Linked DNA regions of Mus musculus: region 1 is linked to region 2. A link is a contact called in ENCODE POLR2A ChIA-PET data. All regions are on one chromosome and are shown on one strand. The core of a region is the stretch at or near the end of the contact, and the rest is flanking DNA. Distances in the headings are between cores, read along the strand shown.

Region 1 (6,676 bases), core at 1,082-3,581, 190 kb before region 2:
AGCTGCTAAATATTATGTCAAAACAACAGGACCACTATCTCGGTCTACCTGTGAAGACCTATCATTATAACAGAATCAAGTTAAGAATTATTTTAGTGTTGCCCATTCATAGAGCCATGTCATTTTTATCAGTGAAGTAAAAGTTTTGCAAAACTTAAAATACATTTTTCCTTTGTATCTTTAGACACAGCCAAATTGTTAAATTTTTTATAAGCTTTATGTCAATGTTCCCTTTAAGCGTTTTAACATTTAAGAGCATATAGTTGTTACTGAAGTTTCTGACTGGTAAGACCTCCCTATCAGTACTACCGGTAAGAGAATTTTCTCAAAGTATTCCATTTATGTTTGCTATCTCATTCTGTAGCCCTGCTTGTATGTTTACCAGGCTGGCCTTCAACTTTGGGTAGTTTTGCTTCTGCCTCTCAAGTTCTGGGATTGTGGTAAAAGCATTATTTATAAAAAGAAAAGTTAAAATAATTTGATATTTCTTTAGCTATATTTATTTATTTTGATACAGGATCTCACTTTGTAGATCAGACTGGACTAGAACTCAGAGATTTAGTAAAGATATTCAAACCCACCATACTTGAACTTTAGCTATGTTTTTGTTTTTGTCGTTTGAGGCATGGTTTGGCCATCTTTGGCTATATTTTTAACACTGGAAGCACCTAAGAACTAACTGGTGGAGTTGGTAGGCTGGACAATGTGTTTGTATGAATAAAACATTACCTTCAACTCAAGAAAGGAGGTAATAGTGCCGTGCTTCTGAAAATGCAGAATAGAAATAGTTTTCATTCCTGGAATAATCAGATTGCTTCAGGATTTATCAAAGTCAGTGACCCTACAGGGACCTCATTATAGAGGTAGGCACTCAGGAGGCAGAGGCAGGTGATCTCTTGAGAGTTTGAAGTCAGCCGGTTCTATGTATGGAAGTCCACACCAGACAGAACTAATTAATGAGACTGTCTTTTTTTTTTTTTAAGCTAGATTTGATTTATATTATGTGGATTAGTGTTTTGCCTGTGCTCGTGGTGTGCACCAAATCCAGAAGAGAGCAGTGGACACCCAGGAACTGAAGTTACATAAGGTTTTGAGTGGTCTTGTGGGTGTTGGGAACAACTGAATCTAGGTCTTCAAACAGTGCTTTTAACCCCAGAGCCATCTCTCCAGCTCTGCCTATATAAAAAGACTAACTGGTTGTGAGTGCTTATGATTTAGGGTCTAAGGTAGGTCTTTAAAGTTAAGTTTTCACCAGAAATATAGCTCTCACTATACACCACTGTTGGGTACTTGGTTGGCATGAGCAAGGGCAGAGCTTCAGTCCCCAGTTCACACATACACAGATTTCTCTAGAAGACTGTTCATACTGAAAGTTTTTTATAGCTGAGAACAATGGAAGACAATCTATCCTGATTTTTTTTTTTAATGAAGGTTTATGTCCCTGTCAAGCCCAAAACTCACATCAGAATTTACAGCTTATTATTGATAGGACTGTCTTAAAATCATTAAGATACTAACGGATACTGAAGGAGGCCACAGTTAACGAAGAGGGAGAAGATGGTTTCCTGTGGAGTATGTAACTTCTTAGGGTGGTTAAAGCACAACGGTTGCAGGCTAACCGCTGTAGATTAAAGTATTCAGAAGGAAGTCTGAGGACAAGCTGCTGCGATGGTAAAATTTCCTCACACGCCCTATGAGACTTAGTACCACAGGAACAAATTTGGTGAAATTTCTGCTCAGAAAGGTCACAGGATCGCATGGCTAGAACTGAGCTTACCGATGCGTTCTTTGCAAGCAGTGCTTAGAGCCGTGCTTTGGGAACAGAGTGCGTCTGGCTGGGACATCCCTCGGCCCGCGCCGCACGAAGCGGCTCAGTCACGCAACCCGGACCTGCCCCACAGTGCTGCGGTGCCCTCCCGCCCGCACGACCACCGCTAACAAAACCCTCCCGGTTTCCGGCTGGTTTTGCCGTCCCAACTCAAACCCTGCAAAAATATGTGCGTTTCCTCCGCCGGGCGCCAGCACCCATGCCGCCTTTTGCACATCTCCGGTGGTGGTGACTGCGCGTGAGGAGCTCCCCGGCCGACGGCTCGAGGGCTGCTCCGACTCCCACGCGGCTCCAGGACTTCCGGCCCCCTCCACCCGCTCCGCTTCGCTCCCCAAGAACGCCACCCGCCGCCGCGCGCTCCGCTCCTCCGGGGAGCCCAGGGACGGGCGCGTCGGGGGCGGGGCACGGCGGTCACGCCGCCCGTCCCGTGCCTGCAGGAGTCACGTGTCCGCCCGGGTCACGTGCTCGCGCCGCAGCCAATCGCGGAGAACGCTGTCCAGGAGCAAGGAGGCTGTGGTGAGAGACCGACCAAGACCGGAGATGTTTTTAAGCCTGGCCCCGGCGGCATCAGGGGCTGTTGCAGCGGCGACGGAGACACCGGCAGCGGCGGCCACCCGGAGGTCCTCGTTCAGGGGGTGAACCCTTCTGCGCCCGCTGAGCCTCGGGTCTGTGCGGGCCAGGGGGGCGTGGCGACCAGAGGGGAGGAAGGAGGGCGCGGTTTCGAGTCTGTCCCGGGTACCAGGGAGGAGACCCTCAGCCCGGTGCCCCGTCTCCTCCCCGGAGCCAGGTAGGGGGGTTGCGCCTCTGCCAGCCGCGCCCAGCCGTGTGCTACGCGCCACTCGGCCCAGCCCAGCCCGCGGCGCGGCCGGCCGGACCGTGACAGGCCGTTGGTGGCCGCCCCGCCCGGCATCCTGACGGGTCGCGGCGCAGGTGGGGCCGCCGCTGGGCGACGCTCGGGCGGCGGCTAGCGCGAGCGCCTTGGCCGCCGCTTACCGGAACATGGCGCGGCCGGGAGGGCGCCGCCAGCGCACCGGGACGGACGGCATCGCGGGGGCGCGCCGTGCCGCCGCGCGCTCCCGGTGCCAGCGGCGCTGCGTGCGCGGTTGTCGGAGACTCGGTGCGGGCCGGGGCGTAGGAGGCGCGATGGTCCCGGGAGAGGTGCGTGAAAGCGAAAGAGCTGCGGCTCGCCGGAGCCAGTTCTGTCCTAAATGCCAGTGCGACCTGCCCTTGCCGCGTTGAGCGATCAGGTCTAGTTTGTGCCAGTTCCGATTGGAATGATGTTCAGAGACCCTTAGAGCGTATTGGAATCTTAGATCTGGTTTTTGGAGAGTAAGATGGAGATGACGCATCCTTCAGGATCCACGGCGTTGAATAAAAACGCTGTACAAAGAGGTCACCGAAGCCCAGCTGACAGCTGTTTTAATAATTACAGCGAGAATAGTTGAGGATGGAAATGAACAGTATTGCACTAGTTGAGTACGTCGGAAACATTTGAAGCAGTGTGGTTGTAGGGACTGTAATTTCCGCTGGACACCCCTTGAACTGGGGCGAAGTATGTTGCAAATCCGGCGATCAGTGACGCTCAGGGATTATCGTTAATTCTGTGGTTGAGACGAACCTGCATTCTCAGCCATGTGTTTCTTCTTATTTTAAAATGGCCTGAGTCAATTATAAAGAAAGATGAACTATCCCAGTAAGTCATCTGTTCATTAAAAACATATGCCCAAGTAGGCCTTTAAAAATCTTGCTTACTGATCTTTTTTTCATTTTCTTAAAGCGTTACACAAAGGCTTTCCTGGAGATTAACTCAGAACTGCCAAAATGTGCTCTCTTGATGCCAAATGGTTTAAAAGCAAAAATTAGAATCACCAATGTGACAATGAAGACATTGTTGTAGTTCCCTTTAAAACGTTTCAGTTTGACATTTAATATTTTAATATATTTTGTTTACATGGTGAATGTGGAGGGCAGATGACAACTTCCTAGGAGTTGGGGTTCTCACCTTTCCCTGTGTGGGCTCCAGGCAGGCTCTTAGGCTTGGTGGTTCGAACCTTTATGCGCTGAGCCATCTTGACCTCCTTCAGTTAACCTCCTGAGAGCGCTTTCATTTGGATTAAAAGCAAAAAACGTATAAAAGTATGTAATGCTTCTCCCTGGGTTTATAGATGCAGAGAGAAAGGCTTTATTTACTACTTAAGAATCTGTTATAGTCGATAGAAGTACTAATCGAATTTCTAACACTCTCCAAGACAGCTTGGCCCAGGACAAACCTAGTTGTTCAACGTATGTGTTCTGTTTTAGAGACTGGCAAAGTTCTCTGGAAATGAAACCAGGGGTTTAAGTGTATTTGTGGAAGGAATATTAGAATTGAAAGTTGGAAGCTGTTCTCAATTTGTTACAGTTTGTGTGTTTTACAATTGTTAACATCATCTATGGACTAAGGGCCTCTGAGACAGTTGGTGATGTCTGGGTGTGCACCCTATGAAGTGAATTGGAAGAAGAGTTAACAGAGCAACACTGAAAGAACTCGGGTGCTGAAGATGTTCTGCAGTTTCGGTATTGGCTCTTTAATATCCAGGAAAAAAAAAAACAAAACACTGGTTGGACTTTATCTGGTGACAGTGGAATATGTGGGAAAGAAGCTGCTTTTTATCCAGATTACAGAGTTGTGGAAGTGTAACTTGGAAGGGAAACCCTGAATTTCATCCCCGCCATTGCATGAACCAGGCTTGTTGTTGTTTTATGTTATTATGACAAGCCACTGAATTACATCCCCAGCCCCCAAACCCCCATTTTAAAGGCTTTAAAAAAATACATAATTTATTTTTTATTCTGTGTTCCTTGGTGTCTTGCCTGCACATATGCCTGTGTGAGGGTTTCAGAAGCCCTGAAACTGCAATTACAGACAGTTGTGAGTTGCCATGTGGGTGCTGGGAATAGAGCCTGAGTCTTCTGCAATACCAACCAGTGCTCTTAACTGCTGAGCCATCTCTTGAGCCCCTTAAAGGCTTATTTTTAATTATGTGTCTGTGTGGGTGTGTACAGGAGTGCAGGGTGTCTGCAGAGGATGGAGGTGTTGATCCCCAGAGCTGGAGTTACAGGTGCTTGTGAGCCACCTGATGTGGTTGCTGGGAACAAAACCAACACCCATGCCCTTTTAGTGTTTCCAGAATGGGTCTTGCTAAATTGAGTAGACACACACACTTTCCATCCTTCCTGTCTCAGCCTCCCGAGTAGCTCAGATTACCGGCCTGCTGGACTACTTCTGGGTTTTGTTAATAACATTAATTTCAGTCTGAAAAGAGAATGGTTAGTGAGATGAGTCATTTCTGTTGTTGTAAGATCAAAGCACTTTCAGCACATGTAAGGTTATTGGAGTAGCATCATTTGGGTAGCGCTTCCTTTACATTTGCAGGAGGTTGCTCCAGCATTGTTGCTAACAAGACATATTTGTTAGCAGCTTGTGTCATGTACAGGGCACATTGGAGAGTTAGCCGTAGACCTAGCCGCAGCCTCACACTTTGTGGTCCACGTCACTCACTTTTCAGATGAAAAGGTAAAACTTGGCCGTGACTGAGAGAGAGTTGTCTGCCTTGCTGATTTGTCTAGAAGCTTCTTACTGTGAGATGCTCCGTTCTTTATTTGGGAGTAGTTGTGTGAAGCAGAAGGAAGAAGACCTGGAACTAGAACTGAGAAGGTCTGGATTTAAGTTCTTCATTACTTTCTGGTCTTGTTCTTGTTTTGACAAACCATGTAACATTCAGAACCTTGCATTCTTTATGTACAAAGAATCATCCCCTGGGGCTGTAGACGGCCCACTTCCATGTGTGAGGCCTGGCCAGGGCCGTCACCACCATCACCAATAATGATAATGATTTTCTTGTATAACGTAAAATGAGAGCGCTATAGAAAGAACGTTGTACACTGGGAGCCTTCATACAGATAGGCGTGATGCTGCCGCTTTTAAAGAAAGTGTAGTCCTTGAGGTGTAACAAGATGTTTCAGTCCCTAGGTTTTTCCTTAGCCCTGGCGTTATTATTTTGTACACCTGCTATTTTGGAGATTATAATTCCGTGTAGATACAGTTTTTCCCGGTCCCCACTTAGTTCTAATCTTAGTAAAGCTGCTTATGAACACTCTAAATATTGCTCTAGCCCTCCGATTTCTCCTGGAGAGTATAAAGTTGCTCCACACAGCATTTGAAAACATTCTTGTTATATGCTCATGCATGCATAATTTGTTTCCTTTGCAGACAATGGCTTTTAAAAGCAATAGTGAAAGTATCATAGTAGTGATGTTAATTTGTCTCTCACTGATTTTTAGACATGCAGTAGAAGGAAATAAATTTTCTTTATAAACTCAGTTTTGAATAGTTCATATTTTTGGTCATCTAGTGGTTCTAAAATACATAGAAGTGCTGTGGTGGCTTATGCCTATAATACCAGCATCTAGGAGGCTGAGATAGAAGGATTCTAAGCCAGCCTATCCACAGCTTGAATTAAATGTCAGACCTGGGTTAGAGTGAGACTCTGCATAAATAAACAGATAAGTCTTAAATTTATATTTGTCTATCTGTCATGTCTTTTCTCCTCCTCTTCTTTTCTCTTCTTTTCTTCTCTGTTTTCTCTTCTTTTCTTTTGAGAGAGAGTTATCTTATACAGCCCTGGCTGACCTGGAACTCACTGTGCAGATCAGGCAGGCCTTGAACTCACAGAGATCCATCTGTCTCTACCTCTCTAGTATTGTTGTTTTTTTTTTTTTTTTTTTAGGTAAAGTTTAATTTAGTGTTTTCATTTGATATTGAAAATTAATAAATTGATATTATAATGTTGCCTAGATTATCAGAGC
Region 2 (7,355 bases), core at 3,324-5,823:
AAGGTGAGCCAATGCATGCGTATTGTTAGTGAAGAACAGCAAGGCAGAGCAAAGCAAACCAGAGCCCAGCGCTTGGCTCCCACTGTCTGTGGGGTCATATTTATACTCCTTCATCCTGGGTCCTTTTTGTATTTGCTGTATCAAAAGATTCTTTATTCTGTGTCTGCTTCAGGAAAACTTTCACGTGTTTGTTTGCTTTAGCAAGACAGCCTTTAACCTGTGTGCTCCAGCAAAACATATAGCTTTCCAAAGACACTAGGAGTTTCCACTTCATATCCCCCTTTCTGTTTAAGAATTGTCCTTGGGGCTGGAGAGATGGCTCAGCGGTTAAGAGCACTGACTGCTTTCCCGAAGGTCCTGAGTTCAAATCCCAGCAACCATATGGTGGCTCACAACCATCTGTAATGAGATTGGATGCCCTCTTACAGTGTACTTACATCTAATAAATAAATCTTCAAAAAAATTTGTCCTTTTCTTTATCATTAGCAATCTATGCATAATAGAAATAATTGTAAGAACCATCACATTTCCAATAAATGACACGTGTACAATATAATCAACTAAGCTAACAAAACAACCTTAAATTTCTATCAATATACAATACTTCAGACAAAACAATATTAAATTTCTATCAATAACCACTAGTTAAACAAAAAAAAAAACCTTAAATTTCTATTGATATACAATAATTCAAACAAAACACTTCTAAATTCTTATCAATCCCTGATGATAACCAATAACAACCTTCCATCCTGGATGATAACAAATATAATACATCAAATGACCAAACCTATCCACCCTGATTTAAGGGGCTAGGGTGATGATCTTTGTAAAATTGCTTCTGCTGAACTGGGGTGAAGAATTCCTCTAGAGGTCCCAAGGAAGAAAATGGTTACTTGGAAAAAGCTAGCTGTAGCATTTATTGGCCAGTCTCTGTGTCTTTCCAGTCTTTGTGAGATCTATCATTAAGTCTAGCTAGCCCTTTTGAACTTGATTTACATGCACTTTGGAGAGAAATCAGTAACTGAGACAGCTTGTGAGGGTGAATCACCTGGGATATTTTTTGTGAAGACATTTAGGTCTCAGCTGATCAGAGGTTTTCCCTGGTCAGACCTAATCTTTATAAGTTTTGTTGGTATCCATAGTTTTTCATTCTCTGTAGATACATACGCATAGTCACATCCCCATCTTAGCACGATTGCAGGTTTCCATTCTTATGTCAACACATCCTTATGGTATATTGGCCGACCTAGTTCCTCAGGGTTTTGTTGTTGTTGTTTTTGTTTTGTTTTGTTTTTTTTTTCCGATAACCCAGTGAGTCTCACTCAGCTGCTGCTGTTCCTTTTTCACCAACATTAAGAAAATTGAGAGTTAGCAACACATTGTTTAGTTGGCCCTTGGGGATTTTTGCTCTCCCTTTTTGTTTAATAAGCATCTCTTTTAAGGTACAGTTGGCTCTTTCTGTAACTGCTTATCCTGTGGGATTATGTGGTATACCAGTTAACATGTTTTATATTGTAATATTCAAAGAATTGTTGCTTCTCATTATATACATATGAGGGAGCATTATCAGTTTTAATTTGTGCAGGTATCCCCATAGTGGTCTATCAAACTTTGGAGTACCTTCTCATTTTTTTTTTAATTAGGTGTTTTCCTCATTTACATTTCCAATACTATCCCAAAAGTCCCCCATACCCACCCCCCCACTCCCCTACCCACCCACTCCCCCTTTTTGGCTCTGGCGTTCCCCTGTACTGGGGCATATAAAGTTTGCAAGTCCAATGGGCCTCTCTTTCCAGTGATGGCCGACTAGGCCATCTTTTGATACATATGCAGCTAGAGTCAAGAGCTCCGGGGTACTGGTTAGTTCATAATGTTGTTCCCCCTATAGGGTTGCAGATCCCTTTAGCTCCTTGGGTACTTTCTCTAGCTCCTCCATTGGGGGCCCTGTGATCCATCCAATAGTACCTTCTTGTTCTTAACTAACACACACACACACACACACACACACACACACACACACACACACACAGGCATATGCACACACACACACACACACACACACAACTGAACTGTGCTTGTAAATGCATTTGTAGCCTTATCCCTGTAAATATTGAATAGCGTTGTAATCCAAATTACTAAAGTAGGTGTATTGGGGGAGATAAAAAAGTTTGTTTGCATGTACATGATGTGTGTGTGCTGGGATGAAGGGTTGGCATATGGAAAGGAGGCGTCTTACATATTTCATGTGATTAAGTCAATTATTAGATTAAAAAGTGCCAATAACTGGGAAGGAGCTAAGCTTTGATCACACTTAAAGTGCTCATACATTAGCCTGCCAAAGATCATGGGTGTTAATGGAGGTTATCAGACTTCTGGGACAGGGCTAGCACCTTTTCCCTTGTAGAACAGTGGTTCTCAAACTGTGGGTCACCACCCCCTGGAATCAAACGACCTTTTCACAGGGGTCACTTAACACCACAGAAAAACATATATTTACATTATAAATCGTAACAGTAGCAAAATTACAGCTATGAAGTAGCAATGAAAAGAATGTTCTGGTTCGGGTTGCCACACCATGAGGGACTGAATTAAAGGGTCGCAGCGTAGGTGTAGAGCAACAAGTTTTATGTTCACATCGGCTCTCCTTATCCTCAGTCCCGTGGGGGCGATGCAAGTCAGTTCAGATGAATGTTGCACAGGCAAAAGGTTTGCATCACAGCTGAAGAATGTTTGGATCCGGAAGTCTTGTGCTAGAGCTGTAGCCCAGTGTTTGCCTAGCATTGCTAAGGCCCTAGGTTCAATCTGTAGAACTGAAAAACAAACAAACAAACAAACAAACAAACAAAACCAAACTTTTTATAACGGGCAGCAAATAGACCTGCCTACCTTCTGTCCCGGAACACATTGCATTTGTTTGACATTATTAGCTTCATCCTCTCCCTGAGTTCTCTTCTGTTTAGCTTTTCTCTGATAGGAGACAAAAATGGTTCCTCCTTTTGCAGACCTCAAGTACTTCACTGCACCAGAACAGAGAGGAAGCTTCGGTTTAGTGGAAGCCTCGGTCTGTCTCTGTGGGTTATTGGCTCTGGTTGGACATGATGCCTAGTTCTAAAACAGTTACCAGCGGAAATGGTTATGTGGTGTTCCTTAAGGGGGAGGGAAGACTGCTGAGAAACAGCCAATAAATATGCTCTTTATTTGCACCTCCATTAGCACAAATAAATAATAAAAAAAAGTGTGCATAGATTACTCCTGGATTGGCTCACGTAAACGCGGCACTTAAAGGCTCTGCAGAAACTATGGCTCAGAAGGAAGTCAGTCTTCACTCTTGCTTTTCCCTCTCCCTTGCTGTGTCCCCCACTTCTCTGCTTTCAGCCTTATTCACTTCCACGGTGAACGAGTCACGTGATGTTACACGTAAATTACTCAGTTAAAAAAAAAAAAAAAAGCCTCTTTCCCCACCTCATTATCCCATATGTCAATTCCAGGGAAGGCTCCATAAAGCCCCGCTCAGGCAGTGCTTATCCCTTGACCAAATCAGAACTGCCAGCGGGAAGGAGTAATTTAACTGGCGTACTCACAGGCCATCTTCTCATGGAGGCTGTTTTATTGCTACAGGGGTTGTGGAAAGGTCCCTCTAGGACCTCAGTGTTCCACTGGGAGTGACTCTTTTGCACAAGGGGATGGACTTGTCATATTTGAGCAAAGATGGCTTGGGAGTGTAGCACACGATGGATCAGTGAAGAAGCAGACACTAGAAATCTCATCTCTCTTCTGACTGCCAATGTCATAAACCCAGAATAATTCCATGGAGTGCTGTTTATTACAGTATGCACCAGCCAACACGTTTTCCGTCCTTCGTGGGGGACTTCTGGAGGATACGCAGCTGTTTCTATTTGTAAGCTGAACGTGATGCTGTGCGGCTTTAACTCGGGTATGGATTGCTAACTGCGGAGGCAAGTGGGTGGGAGCCAGCAGTTTCCCGCAAGTCAACACACTTCAGGGGTCCTGCGGATTGCCCAGCCCTGGCCCCAGAAGCCTCCTTTCTCCAAACCCCCAGGCAAGAATTCTCCAAAGGAAGATCTCCGCCCAAAGAAGGCCAGCAAGGTGCTCCGCCCAGAGGCGGGGTGGGTCAGCAGCCCAGGCTGGTTTAACTGGTTGGAACCACTTAAAGTACGCAGACGCTGGGGGGAAAAGTGTCACTCTCAGTAGCTGCGGACACCAGGCCAGAGCTTGGGGAGGAACGCGCTTTCTTTCCAGCAGAGCTCCGCAGGGCTCCCACACTGTTTTCACTTGGATTCGCTCCGGTAGGTGTGTGTGTTCCACTCGCTCCCCAGAACACTGCGCAGGCGCCTGCAGAGCCTTAGCGTTTGGCGCATCCTCTCGCGGGTTCCCTGTTCCCCCTTAACGAGTTCCAGCTCGGGAGGCGCGGTGCTTTCTGGGCGTTGTGGTTTATGTCGGAGACAAGGGCCCTACAGCAGCGGGGCGTTGGGTTAACTAGAACTACAACTCCCGGCGTGCCCCACGCGAGGACGCGGGGCGTTTGCCCTAGCCGGCCCTAGCCGTCACGGCCAAGGAGCCGAGGACCCGGGAAGCCGGCTGCGGCGGGAGGAGGGCGTGCGCGTGCGCGCTGGGCCGGCTCGTCCTGTTCTGTCCCAATCATTGTAAACAGGCGAAGGCTGGGCGGGGTGGGAATGGGGCTCCCGCGGCCGGCCCGGGGTGCAGCGCAGGAGGCGGCGGTTGTGGCGGAAGCGTGAGTGCGAGGAGGCGGCGGCGGCTGCAGCGGAGCGGACGGTCGCTCGGCGGCAGGCACTGGTCAGTGGCGGGGAGCGGACGCTCGCGGGGGTCGCAACGCTGCGGCGGTGTCCGTGGGAGCCGTCGGGCGCCCGGCCTCGCGCCCGCGCCTGTCACGCAGCGTGCCGGGCTTGGGATCCCGGGCTCGGAATGGGAGTTGGGGGTGGGGGGCGTGGCCGCCCCGCCTTACGTTGTCCGTGAAAGCTTCACCCCGGAGCTTGCTCCTTTGGGGTGGGTCACGCCGCCTGCCCGACAGGCCTCCTTGGGAGCACCCGGGTGTGTCCTGTGTTGCTCTGGGACCCAGAGGCTAGTTGGGAGTCCAGCTGCTTCCTCGGACCCTTCCAGGCCTCGGGGCATCCCTGCGGGCCACACCTGGCCGGAGCTGCGGCCGGGGACTGGCCTGACGCAAGCCTTCCGGTTTATGGGTCGCATCTGCCTCGCGCATCTGGCTCGCCCACCTGTCTCCGTGTTTGCCGGGTAGAGTCGGGGGAACAGCTCCTGTTGTCGCCCGTGGCAGGCGTTGGGCAAGGGGACGACCCTGTTTGCAGTGGTACTTGTTCCAGGGTTCAGAAGTGTTCTGTCTGATCTGGAGTTAGGAGCTCCATTCTCAACGGCGTTTTCAAGCGTTTTCGTACCAGAGTGTTCTCAGTCGAGGCCAGCTTTCTTTTTCCATCTTTTAAATATGTCGTTGTGAAACAGGTTTGACGAATTACTCCACTTTCCAGTCTCCTGAAGTAGGTAGGGCTGGTTCAAGTTTGGAGATTATTACAAGGATTCTTCCAGAGAGAGCAGCGTGCGTACCCTAAGGTTTTTAGAGATCACAGCTGTTTTCATTAGAGGTCTGTGCTTGTGACAGAAGTGCTATAGTGTGGGCATTGAGCTGTTGCACTGCCCAGCTTTGGTGGTGTTGATGGAACGGGGGTGGGCTAACACTGGTGCTTTGGGGTAGCATTACCTATACTTGGCCGTTATTAACAAAGTACTCAGTGATAAGTTATAAGCCTACTTTTGGTTTAGTGTTCAGACAGCACTTTAAGGAAAGGTCCCATCACTTTCTGTAGTAGGAATTATCTCGATGATTTCAAGGTCCTGGATGTCTTCTTCAAAATGAAGAACTCCTGTTAGTGGTGTTAGCATTTTCAGAGGTCTGCAGTCAGTAGAGTGCTTCTTGTTTTTCAGTGTGTCCCATAGACCCAAGAGAGATAGGTTAGTTTAATAGCAGTTGCTGTTAAGTAAATTTTAAAACGAAGTATCTAGAAGCCAGCTGGTGGTGGCACACACCTTCAGTCCCAGCTCTCTGGAGGCAGAGCTCTGTGAGTTTGAAGTCAGCCTTGTTACAGAGCGGGTTCCAGTATAGCCAGGGCTAAACAGAAATCCTGTCTCAAACAACAAACAAACAAACAATCACAGAGAATCTAGAAACAAGTTACAATAGCTGAATTTGCTGTCTTTTTCAAAATGTGGTTTCTCATAATAAGTTTACAGGGACCATTTTCCTCGTAATTTGGAGAGACCGAAGTGGTGTTTTAAAAAGTGTGTACTGGCGCTGGAGACAGGACTCACTGGTTAAGACGTTTGCAGTGTGACTCTTGGAGAGTTACAGAGTTTGTTCCCCAGTAACTGTTCCCAACTGCCTGTAAGTCCAGCTCCCAGGAAACCCAAGACCTCTGGTCTCCACAGGCAATGGCCCTCCTCCCCCCATAATTAAAAATAATAAAAAATTTTAAAAGTGAATATTAACTTTATTTTGTACAGTTACACTTGCATAGTCACAGCTCGGGAAGAAACGATTAGGTCCACAACAGTATCCCAAAGTATGTTCCGTTATTTTCTTTTTTTGTGGTGGTGGGGGGTGGACAGGGGTGTCAGGGTCTCACTGTGGAGTCCTGGCTGGCCTGGATCCTTCTTCCTATGTGGATGCTTGAACTGAGAACACATAGAGCTTCCTGCTTCTGGCTCCTAAGTGCTAGGATTGGATGTATGCCCAGCTATTCTTTTCTTTTAAAAAGAAAGTTCCTGATAGACTTTATGCTAATATAGGTAAGACAGAACATGGGGAAATGCAGATGATTTAGAATAAAGGGGTTACTGTGTTTAGGTTCTCTGCTAAGTAAAGAGAGTTTGAAGGACATGTTAGGAGAGCACTCAGCCACTGTTTTACAACACTCAGCTTGCAAACTACAATATGTTTCTAAGATTCTGTAGAAAATATGGGGGTTCTGTGACTATATGCAAGATGTAATACTCAAGAGAAACAATGGAAGAGGGCAGAAGATAGAGGAAGGACATATATGTAAGTAGCGATGAAAATAAAGGTTGGGAATGCTCAGTGGAAGATACTTAACACTGTATAATCAATCAGCTGAGCAGCCTTAGAGATGATGGACAGTCATGTAGGGAATGGTGCAAGCAGAACTGTGTAAAACGAGCTACGTAGACTGTGTAGTAGGATCTGCAAGGGTAGATCTGCAAATATAGCTGCATGAGGTGGTGGAGAGACGTGAAACTGGGGGGATAGTCTGTATACCATCAAAGCTGACTTCGGCTTTGCCCTGCTA

Evidence for each region. ChIA-PET counts read pairs that join two places held with the same protein, here RNA polymerase II (POLR2A).
Region 1: POLR2A ChIA-PET joins it to region 2 with 14 read pairs in embryonic stem cell. The contact joins the promoter of Ankrd12 here to the promoter of Ralbp1 in region 2. POLR2A ChIA-PET finds 5 or more read pairs at or near these places in 2 of 5 experiments (Patski and embryonic stem cell).

The regions. Positions count from the first base shown.
Region 1 is chr17:66,072,701-66,079,376 of GRCm38, reverse strand. It overlaps Ankrd12 (ankyrin repeat domain 12), which reads left to right and starts at 2,331. Exons shown (of 13, transcript NM_001025572.1): 1 at 2,331-2,493. It overlaps Ndufv2 (NADH:ubiquinone oxidoreductase core subunit V2), which reads left to right. Exons shown (of 8, transcript NM_028388.3): 8 at 1-582.
Region 2 is chr17:65,882,141-65,889,495 of GRCm38, reverse strand. It overlaps Ralbp1 (ralA binding protein 1), which reads left to right and starts at 4,573. Exons shown (of 10, transcript NM_001198949.1): 1 at 4,573-4,818.